3 separate regions of the Homo sapiens genome follow, and regions 1 and 3 are each linked to region 2. Evidence: chromatin contacts called from ENCODE Hi-C or POLR2A ChIA-PET data. All regions are on one chromosome and are shown on one strand. The core of a region is the stretch at or near the end of the contact, and the rest is flanking DNA. Distances in the headings are between cores, read along the strand shown. Region 1 overlaps STYXL2 (serine/threonine/tyrosine interacting like 2). Region 2 holds the start of ILDR2 (immunoglobulin like domain containing receptor 2). Region 3 has its middle 12 kb from the start of POU2F1-DT.

The links. Hi-C counts contacts between places; a loop is a spot of excess contacts on that map. ChIA-PET counts read pairs that join two places held with the same protein, here RNA polymerase II (POLR2A). Pooled maps may share reads with other maps.
Region 1: a loop to region 2 is called in a map of naive thymus-derived CD4-positive, alpha-beta T cell, with 7 times the contacts of the local background. The contact joins the enhancer-like site here to the promoter of ILDR2 in region 2. A Hi-C loop is called at or near these places in 1 of 168 maps with a recorded cell type or tissue (naive thymus-derived CD4-positive, alpha-beta T cell) and 7 of 50 pooled maps. POLR2A ChIA-PET finds 5 or more read pairs at or near these places in 3 of 52 experiments (CD8-positive, alpha-beta memory T cell, activated CD4-positive, alpha-beta T cell and activated CD8-positive, alpha-beta T cell).
Region 3: a loop to region 2 is called in a map with no recorded cell type, with 3 times the contacts of the local background. The contact joins the enhancer-like site here to the promoter of ILDR2 in region 2. A Hi-C loop is called at or near these places in 1 of 37 single-sample maps with no recorded cell type. POLR2A ChIA-PET finds 5 or more read pairs at or near these places in 2 of 52 experiments (HEK293 and T-cell).

What each region holds. Positions count from the first base shown.
Region 1 is chr1:167,120,068-167,123,619 of GRCh38, forward strand. The region is part of intron 5 of STYXL2 (serine/threonine/tyrosine interacting like 2); the gene reads left to right. Among named protein-coding and RNA genes, the nearest start is that of STYXL2, 28 kb to the left of the region's middle. RefSeq lists an enhancer at 1,515-2,085. Within about 2 kb of position 1,569, at least 9 of the 41 ENCODE cell types and tissues checked have a DNase peak (open chromatin) inside an H3K27ac peak, as active enhancers do.
Region 2 is chr1:166,974,007-166,977,264 of GRCh38, forward strand. ILDR2 (immunoglobulin like domain containing receptor 2) reads right to left here and starts at 1,534. Exons shown (of 10, transcript NM_199351.3): 1 at 1,217-1,534. The coding sequence starts at 1,262. It also overlaps a transcript of MAEL not described here. RefSeq lists silencers at 1,384-1,433, 1,494-1,783, 1,904-1,953.
Region 3 is chr1:167,206,453-167,210,114 of GRCh38, forward strand. No RefSeq gene overlaps it. Among named protein-coding and RNA genes, the nearest start is that of POU2F1-DT, 12 kb to the right of the region's middle. Within about 2 kb of position 2,304, at least 4 of the 41 ENCODE cell types and tissues checked have a DNase peak (open chromatin) inside an H3K27ac peak, as active enhancers do.

The DNA.
Region 1 (3,552 bases), core at 319-2,818, 150 kb after region 2:
AGAAGTTGGAGCGGCACCTTGATCTGATTTATGTTTTGGAAAACTCCCTCCCTCCACCTTGGAGAACAGACCGAGTTGGGAAGGTAGAGAGTAGTGCTTTGGGGTTGCTATTGCTATATCCAAGTGAAAGGTGACATGAGACTAGTCTGCAGAGGTCACAGGCCTCAGGGAGGAGAGGTGGAGCCCAGGCAATGGGGCCGACAGCCTGGCTGGGAAGAGTTGAGGATATGGTGTCCAGAAACCTGGGTTTGAGTCCAGGATTTGCTACACTGTATATACAATGTGACCTTGGGCCATTTCCTTTAGCCCTAGGAACTGCAGAGAACAAAGACAAAAATATCAAATCCTAAAGTTGCTGTGAGGAATAACGTTTTAAAAATGCATATAAAATAACTCCCTTGGGACAACACCTGGCACAATAAATGCTTTAAAAATTATAGCCATTGCTATAATAATATTGTTAATGATTTCCTGGAAAGGGCATTGCCTGTCACCACCAATGGCCAGGTTGGGTAACTTCTAAGGGAAAATACAAGCACACATATTTTCTTTTTTTTAATTATTTTTACTTTTTATTTTTAGAGACAGGATGCAGCTCTGTTGCCCAGGCTGCTGGAGTGCTCACTATAGCCTTGACCTCCTGGGCTCAAGCGATCCTCCCACCTCGGCCTCCCAAAGTGCTGAGATTACAGGCGTGAACCACCATGCCTGGCCAAATACACATATTTTAAATATGTATATGTATGTGTGCGTGTAAATTACATATATATATATATATATATATATATATATATATATATATATATATATATATATATACAGAGAGAGAGAGAGGTATGTATGTGTATATATACAGACATGTATACACATATACATATATACACACATACACACACTCACATATATATACAGTTTTCAGTTTTCTCCTTTTTTCAATGCTTAAAAACTCCTTTTTTTTTTTTAGGCGGAGTCTCGCTCTTGTCGCCCAGTCTAGAGTGCAATGGTGCCATCTACGGCTCACTGCAACCTCTGTCTCCTGGGTTCAAGCGATTCTTCTGCCTCAGCGTCCCGAGTAGCTGGGATTACAGACTCCCACTACCACGCCCAGCTAATTTTTGTATTTTTAGTAGAGAGGGGATTTCGCCATATTGGCCAGAGTGGTCTCGAACTCCTAACCTCAGGTGATCCGCCCGCCTCGGCCTCCAAAAGTGCTGGAATTACAATAAGCCACCGCGACCGGCCAAAAAACTCCTTCTTTTTAAAATGTAGGACGTTTGACCAACGTGGGATTGAATGGGTCTGTCGGTCGCCTGCGGCGTAAGGAGTGTGTCCCACCTCGCTCGCAGGTCCTGGAGCGCACCGGCAGACCTCGAGGCGGAGCGGGTACGCTCGCAATAGCTCCAGGCGTGTGGACACGGCCACGAGCCGGCGGTCCCCCGCAGCATCCCAGGGCGGATGAGGCAGATCCCAGAATGTGGAACGCATCCCAGAAGCGATAGCCAGCCTTGGAGGGTGGAGGGAGGAAGAACGAGCCCAAACGCGGAGGCGGAGTCGGTGCCAGGAGCCGCGAGGGCTCAGCAGGAAGTTTCCTGTCGCGGGTGTAACCCAGGCGCTGCCTTCCCTGCAGCATACCCAAGGCGGGCTGGGTCATGCTGGCCAGGAGCCAGCGCGTCAGCTACCCCGGCCGGAGACCGTAGGTCGGAGCGCTGAGTGTCCAGATCCCTTGCAGGGTCCAGTGCGCCCTGCGGGCATCTCCTCCCGATTCAGCCTCACTCTCCCTGCCAGGCAGCGAAAGGCCCTTATTGTTGCTGTGCTTGTTGCTTTTGTGGGTCCTTCCTACTCCACTACAGAGAGTTCGTGGCATCCCTAGAATTACTCCCTGAGCCTTAGGTCCTGTGGTTTTCTCTGCTTTAGGAGACTTGGGAGTCAGTTCTTGACCAGAACAGGGAAAGAAACACCTGGCGCCGGCGTTTTACATGATAATCACAAAGAGCCTATGAGGGGGTGTTGTTATTTACATTGTACACACTGGGAAGTTGAGACCTATGGAAGATTAAGTGGTGACTTTGTATGGTGCACGGTGTAATAATCAAGACTCTCTTGGTTGCTAGTGGGTGGAAACCATCTCAAACTCCTTCACAAGCAGCAAAGGCATTAATTCTGAAGATGCAGGAAAGAAGCCAAAGACAGGAGCCTGGCACGCCGGGCAGGCCTGGAACAAGGACTGGACGATCTCAGGACTCTTGGTTTCCCTCTTCTTTCTCTCTCTACTTCAGATAGCAAATGGCCATCCACAGGCCTGACATTAAACTAGCTAATTTCCTGCCTCAGTCCCATTTCCAAATTTCCTGGCGAATTTGTCAGATACTGGTCTTTTTGTGTACCCTGAGTTCCATCAGCAGTGGCAAGTGGGGTGGCTTCTGGGCAAATACAGGTGTGGAGGGGGATACCTTCTGAAGAAAGGGGGAATTATGAATTGGGAGGGTATAGCACAATTGCCTGCCATATAAAGACATACTGAGAGTGTAGAGAATTCAAATCCAGGCTTGCTCAAATCTGATGCTCTCCCCAGTAGCTGTACTCTTAAAAAAAAAATTTTTTTTTGAAGGTCCTTTTTTTGAGACAGAGTCTCACTCTGTCACCCAGGATGGAATGCAGTAATGTGACCTCAGCTCACTACCTCCGCCTCCCAGATTCAAGCGATTCTCAGGCCTCAGCCTCCTGAGTAGCTGCAATTCCAGGCACGCACCACTACTGCTCAGCTAATTTTTGTATTTTCAGTATTGACAAGGTTTTACCATGTTGGCCAGGCCAGTCTCAAACTCCTGATCTCAAGTGATCCACCACCTCGGCCTCCCAGGGTACTGAGATTACAGGTGTGAGCCACTGCACCCAGCCTGTACTTTCCAAATTTTAAAAACAGGGACCCTCTTCACAATCAGCCCTGCTGGTAATCAAAATGGTAACTCTGCTAATTAGAAAAACACTACCTTCCTCAAACCATTTTACTGTTGGAAAAATTTTCACCATAACCCAAGTGTATTTTGATATTTTGATTTTGATGTGAAGAGGCCCCCTAGAGTTGTGCAGAGAAGAATCTATACAGCATCAGCCTGCCTCTAACAGAGAAGACAGAAAATCCTGTTGCTGCTTTGGATGAAGTGGGTAAACATCCCTGAGTCTCACCCACCCAGCCTCTCTCTTGTCCCTCTGGCTGCCCTTTAGGCTCCTCAGAGGAGTCCCAGTGTGCTAGGAACACAGCAGGAAAAATGTGGCACCCCAACCTGGTCTCCGCCAGACTGAGTCTAAGTAGTATTTGATGCTCCTATGAAGAAGACTGGCTGGTCATGTCCTGAAGTGTCCTGAAGTGAGTTGGTCTCGTGATTCCACCTCCAAAGAAAACCAGTGAGACTTAGAGACTAGCCACAGTATATGGTAGCCTGGTCAGAGGGTGGAGGGGAGGTCCTTGTAAGGGACAGCTAAGCCCTGACTGAGGACGAGAGGAGAAAAAAGACAAGTGCTTCTATAGATGCTCCTTATAAGGCTTTTACT
Region 2 (3,258 bases), core at 284-2,783:
TTTCTTGCTAAATGTATTTTACCCCCTTTACATGACTTGTTTTAGCTATTTTAAGCTTGTTCCCCTTTGCCTAGTGCCTTGATTTTGTCCAGATCTTCTGGCTGGTGATGCTAGAGGTGACAAAACTTCTCATGTGGTACTATTGTCCCTTTTCTCTCCTGCCTTCCACCCCCATCCTGTCCTCACCTTTCTGATCCCTTTTTCCATTTCTTCCATCATTCTGCCTCCACCTTGATTTGAATGGTTGCCTCTGACCCAGTCCAAGCTATCCAGACATTCCTCACCCCCATCCTACTCCCTTCAGCAGGGCTGCTTTGTGAATCTCTCAGGGCTGGCCACCCCAAGGCCCTGTATCCCTATGGGAATCGGAATCCTCATGTGGGGAAATAGGTTAAGAACAAGAGCATCTACTGACCCCAGCAGAATGGGGAGAAAGTTCACCAAAAAGGAGGGGAGGGCACAGAGGACCCAGCTAGACCAGTGACTTTGATGCTGGGGAGAAGCCCAATGCCTCTAAATCTCTCTGCAAATTATCTTTTAGGGAGCGGAGAGTGCACCTATTAGAAAGGCTCTTCTGCTTTCTAATTATCATTTGGGACCACTCCCCAAATGATACCAAGTAAGAGAGAGCCAGGCTCTAAACTCCACAACCAGTGAAGGTTCCATCCCCATCTTCTTCCCAACCTCCAGTTCCTTGCACCCTCCAGAGAGCCACAGAGAGAATGCCCTGGGTCCCCCTCCTTCTCTAGGGAAGAAATTAAGGAGACAGTCCTCTAGCCTCCACCTCCAGAAAACCAGTTCATTTAATTAATCAGCTCCCTCTGAGCTTCCTTTATTCCAGCCAGGCTTTTCACAAGACTCACAGCATTACAAACTCAGGATAAGACCGAAGGAGAACCGTTTTATGGAGGGGAAATGCATTCGAAAGAACAACCTCAGCGCCAATGAGTCAAACACCTGCATCTAGATGCGTCTCACTTGTCATTGGGCTTCTCCCCCGCCGCCCCCATCATTCTCTCTCTCTCTCTCTCACACACACACACACAAACACATACACAAACACACACGTTGCCCCCTCCCCCACTTTCCACCAGACCGCTAAGCAGCTTTAAACATGGTCAGTAAGGAGGAAAATGGGGGGGCGGGGGGCGCGGTGAGAACAGAACCACTACAGGAATATACAAAGTTATTCGTTTCTGTTGAAAAGGACTCTTACCTGTTAGCCAGAAGAGAGAAATCCACCTCAGCAAGACCCTATCCATCTTCCCCAACTTCCCAGCCGAATTACGGAGTGAGGAAAGTGGGAAATGGCTGGAACAGAAGGATCGCTGTCACCCCGCGGCAGCGGGCGGCGGCGGAGCGGCGGGCACCGGGCGTCCCTGGGCGCAGCGCCCGCCGGGCCGGCCGCGCAGGCGGGGCCGGGGGCTGGATCGCGCCGCCGGCTGAGCGCGCGCTGCCGCGGGCTTCCGGGGTCCGCGCAGCGCTCGGCGGCGCATCCGCATGCCCAGGCAGCGCGGCACGGGGCGAGCGTCTCCCCGCCGCAGAGCCCGCCGCGCGGGGGAGCTCGGCCGCCGCACCGCCTCCCGCGCCTCCGCCCCGCCGCCCGCTGCCGCGACTGCCAAAGTTTCTCGGTCACGTGCTGGCCCCCGGCGGCCCAAAGGTCAGCGTGGAGTGATTGAGGCCACGCGGAGAGAGGGGGTCTCTGGGTGGCAGGCAGCGAGAGGCGCGGGGGAGGCCGCCCCGCGGGCCGCGCCGAGCGGGGAGCGACCATCGCGGCTTCTCCCAGGGACGCCCGCGCTCGGGAACCCGGGCGAGAACGCTGGCTGGGGACTCGAGCAGGGGAGCCTGTGTCTGCGGGCAGCCACAGCCAACCTGAACGGGGAGAGAGTGACAGCGGCGAGGGTGGGGGACGGCGGGGACTTGGCGTAACTTCTTACAGGACTTAACTAGCAAGTCCTCTAGGCTAGAATGTTCGCTTCTGCGGTACCCCCGCCCCTCCGTCTGGTTTCCTTTTTGACAGTGCAAGGAACCAGGCAAGAGGCTCCGCAGAATTGAAAAAGGTAGGCGGGAATCTCGCGTCATTACTTTTTCCTGTTAAAATATGAGGTAGAATAAGGGCATCCGGCCCTTTAACAGAAAATATGTAAAACCAGAATGAGATAAATGATTATAACGGCTTAAATCCATCCAACACTTTATAGATTCCAGCACGCATTCACATGGATTATTCCTATTTGTCAGACGGATTTGTCTTGTGTCTCAAAATGTATGTGTTGAGAGAGAACTGAGAAATGTATGATTTGCTTAAGAAATATATTTATGAAGCCTCTACTAGGTGCTAAGAACTAAGGTTACAAAGTGGAATGAGATAGACTTCCTGCCCTTAGGAGCCTCATCTTGGGTCGAGGAAAGGGAGGAAGGTCAGACCATTAAAGACATGATACTTATTCCTAGTAAAACGGGGCAAGTGCAATAATGGAGACATAGAGAAAGTGCCTTGGGAACATAGAGGAAGGACTAAGTTAGTCGTGGGTGGGGAGGGGGCACCACGATAAAGGAGGGGTAACATCTGAGCTGGCATTTGCAGAAAGCACAAGATTTGAGCCATTCAAGGATCCCTGGTGGAAAGGGGGCAGGCGAGGGCATTCTGGGCAGAGGAAAGAGACATAGCAGAAAGGTCTCAAGTAGCATCTGAAAACAGAGTGGTGCCAGGCTGGAGGGGAGTTCCTGGAGCAGACAGACTCCACACCTAAGAGTGAATGTGTACACAGACAGGGAGAATATGTATGTGAACATGTGAGAAATGGGAAGAATAGACCCTGGGCAGCTGTCTTTTATGGCTGCCTGACATCTCAATTCCCTTCTTATTCTGAGAAATTCCAACTGCAGAAGCCAGAAAGTCTAGAGCCACCTCCCTGACCATCCCAGCTGGAATGCAGGCCCGGGCCCCTGGCATAGCCAGGCTGACCTCTCCCTCAGAGCTTTTTGATTCTGGAGCAAGTGGTGGATATAAGAAACAAGGACAGTGGAGAATTGATTTTGTCACTGAGGCAGCAGCAGCATCCAGTGTACATGATCAGCTGTGGCAGAGGTCAAGCCACCAGGATGCTCCAAGGTGTGATTTTTGGCTGTGGTCTTGCAGGCTCTCTGGGTTCTAGCCTCTCTTCTACACTTGGCTCTTCACTTCCCCAGCAATTCTTTGAGCCACCCAATATCCTTTCATAAACTCTTTCTTTGCTTATTTTGGCCAGGATGATT
Region 3 (3,662 bases), core at 1,054-3,553, 230 kb after region 2:
CTCAAGGGAAGGAAGGGACAATTCAAAGTTGAAAGAGTAGTTTCCTTAAGGTTGTTGGTGGGACTTGAGGCACAAGCAGTGATGTCTCTGGGCCAGGAGACAGATTTCAACACAGTGACAGAGTGAAATGCTCTCTCCCCAGCTCAGCTGAATACTCAGTACAAGAAGATCACCAGGGGCCCAGAAACTGTTTGGTATGCCCAGGGGTTTGTGGCTGTGACAGCCCTAGGAGGCAGCCTTCTTCTGGCTGAGAAGAATGGCAGGTGACTCTGTGCAGAGTGAAACATGAAAGGACAGCTTTGAATGAGGTGTGCTTATGTCCTGCAATGATGAGGATAGGTGCTGGGAATAGGAACTTTTGGACTATTGAAGAAAATTTGAACCCATTTGTATTCAGAGGCTAGTGAGGTCTTGAGACATCTGGAATATCTGATACAATGTGGTTTATATGGATTATTTTTTAACAGAAGAAAGAGGATTAAATTATAATACATAATGACACCTCACTTATTTCACATTATGAGGAAATGTGATATTCCAGTAAGTCAATTTTCCAAATAATTGAAACAGCTCTTTAAGATTTAAAACATTTTAATGTTTTTAATGGAAAGTCTGCCAAAGTATACTGTACACTTTGCTTGCTTCTCAGAGGGGAAAATGAATTTAATGATTCCAAGTCATTGTGAGCACTGATGACTTTTTGTATTCTAGTATGGCAAGGCCCTGAGGATCTGATGACATACCTAGGGCTATTTTCTCTTAAGATAAATAGTCCCTAGCCTGCCATGCTCTCTGAACTCTTGTATCCACTTTTGGTAGGTTTGCTCTCTCCATTGTTATTAGACTGTCAAGAGACACTTGCTTTTCTCAGGGAGACAGTTTCTAGGCATCCACTTTACCCTCATTAACCTTTTAATTTCATCTTTAATCTGCTTTGGATATAGAAATTGCATGACTCATGTGAAAATCCTGGCTTAAAAAAGATGGAGTTCTAACTTCTGACAAAGGGTTGGAAGGGTTTGCCTAGGAATGAAGTGCGAGTTTTTAAAGCAGTTATTTTGTCTATTTGGAAGTATTTTAAATTTACTTTTGGTCTTGGCTGTGTTCCTCCACATTGCAGTTATTGGACTGGGGACTTTCAGAGAAGTGGTTTTTAATATATGTACACAATTGGGATGCTGGGGAGAGGGGAAAAGATTATTGTAGCCCTCTATCTCACCCAGATCAACATTATCTTATTCATTTTATGGAAATTGTAGTTAATATTCTGAATTAATTAGATTGTACAATCAGTTTCAAAAGCATAATGCAGTGGTGTATAAAATTTAATAATGTATAAAACTTGTTATGGAAATTTAAAATTTTAGGGCCAAGATGGAATTCAAACATGAATTTTGTATGAAGAAATGAAACAAAATAGTTGTGTTAGAGTAATTTTCTTTATTATTAGGGAAAAACATCCACAGCATCATTTAAATACTATACCATTCATCACATGTAATGCTTCCCAGCAAACTAATTTAAGGTGGACTCTAGACTCGATAAATATCAAAAGAGTATATCACAGTCCTCGCCTCTGCCTGTTTTCCTTTTGAAGATCAGCAGGCTTAGTAAAAACAGATTTCCTAAAATAAGCATTATCATATACAGAGAAGACTGGAAATCGTAAATGATGTGAGCAACTTCCCTTGATTATGACAGGAAGCCTGCATATATAATCTTTGTAGTGAATAAACATCTCCAATTTCTAGTATTATATCATCCAATTCCAGGAAAACATTATCATAATATGAAATAGATGAGAAAGTAAGTAGCAATCAGAACTATCTGGCAATGAGAAACACTAGGTTTTCTTTCTCTTGAGTCAGAGCAGCTTTCCTTAGTGAGAAAAGCTGATGTAAGGTGGTTCCACATTCAAATTTCAGTGCCTGAGCAACTTCGGGTAAGTTACTAAATTTCTCTGAACCTCAGCCCTTCTGACCATTATGCATTGGAAATAATGCTTCCTTCCTGTCTTAATCTGTTTTGCATTGCTATAACAGAATACCCGGGGCTGGGTAATTTATAAAGGAAAAAGGTTTATTTAGCTCGTGGTTTTTTTTTTTTTTTTTGGCTCCAGACTGTCCTCTGGTGGAGCTTTTGTGCTGCATTGAAACATGGAGGAGAAGGTCAAAGGGGAAGCAAGCATGAAGAGGGACCAGACCAGAGGGGCATCCTGGATTTATAGAAACCTACTCTTGGGGGAACTAATCCATTCCTGTGAGAACTAAACCAGTCTCACCAGAGCAAGAAATCACTCACTGCCACAAGGACAGCACCAAGATATTCAGGAAGGACCTGTCCCCATGACCCAAACACCTCCCACCACACCCTACTTCTCAACACAGACACACGGGGGAATCAAATTTCAACATGAGATTTGGTGAAGACAAACAAACCATATCCTAACCATAGCACTTCCCAAGAATGGCATAAGATTTAACTGAGGTAATGTTACTGAAATGCCAGGGGTTCACTCTAGGTCCTTCTGCTTGCCACACAGAAAGCCAATCACTGAGACAATGAGTATGACTAGGGAAGAAGTCTTTAATTAGGTGCTGCAGCCAAGGCAATGGGTGATTGGTCTCAAATCTATCTCCCTGACTAACTAAAATTAGAAGTTTATATAGCAGGGAAGAACTATAACCACGTATGGGAAAACAAGAATTAGTGAGGGGTAAGGAAGAGGAGTTGGTCAACAGGAAGCAGGTGGCTGGCTAGGCACTCATGACAGGTGAGGGGTCTGGTGTTTCACTGTCCAGATGCAGTGATCTGGTAAGTTTCAGTTCCTTGATACTATCTGGGAGGGCTGATGTTTGGTTTTCTGAGAAAGGAACTCAGATAAAATAAATGTTTAGTGCTTCAGTGGAAGTTTATATATATGTAACTTTCCCAAGTTTCAAGACTGGGAGGATGAATTTCTATGTTTATTCAAAAGAAACCATAAACATCAGTTCTAGGGACAATTGGGCTGGCTTCAGTCATGCACATTTAGCCCTTTCCTGTACCCTACATCCCCTCTATTTGAAAGCAGTGGTCCTACACTCAAACAGTCTTCAGGTCCTCACCTCCAACCATGACCTCCCTCTTGTATGTCTTGTCTTTCTAAGGGATCCCCAGTCACCCACCCAAAAAGCTAGTGGCTGTCCAAGGCTCCTCCTTTGCCTTCATCCTCCCGGCTCTGAACAACTCCTGGCCACTGATTCCTGTCTGAGTTAGGAGTTAGATGCATCTGCTCTGAGCTCCCCTGATCTACACGTACTTCACAATGTGCACTTTACCCACACTGGTGAATGCTCAGTAGACTCAGATTGTCTTGCAGGAAGGACTTAGGGTTTTTATCTCTGAATAATGATATTTGTGGAACTAAAGTGAAATAAAAGAATAATAGCTCAATAAACCTCAGTTTGCATTCTCCCTATTATTTCTTTTGCTCAAGATGCTGACTTGTGTGGCTTTTGTGTCTGGCTCTTGCCCTGCCTACATGTAGGACTGGTTTCTGTGGGTATTTCTGGTGAGATCTCAGAAGTATCTCACAAAATCCTATCAGTACACACAATACAGGGAGCACTAAGAAAGCACTGCAATCCCCATCTTACAGGGGAGGACCCTAGTGTACAGGG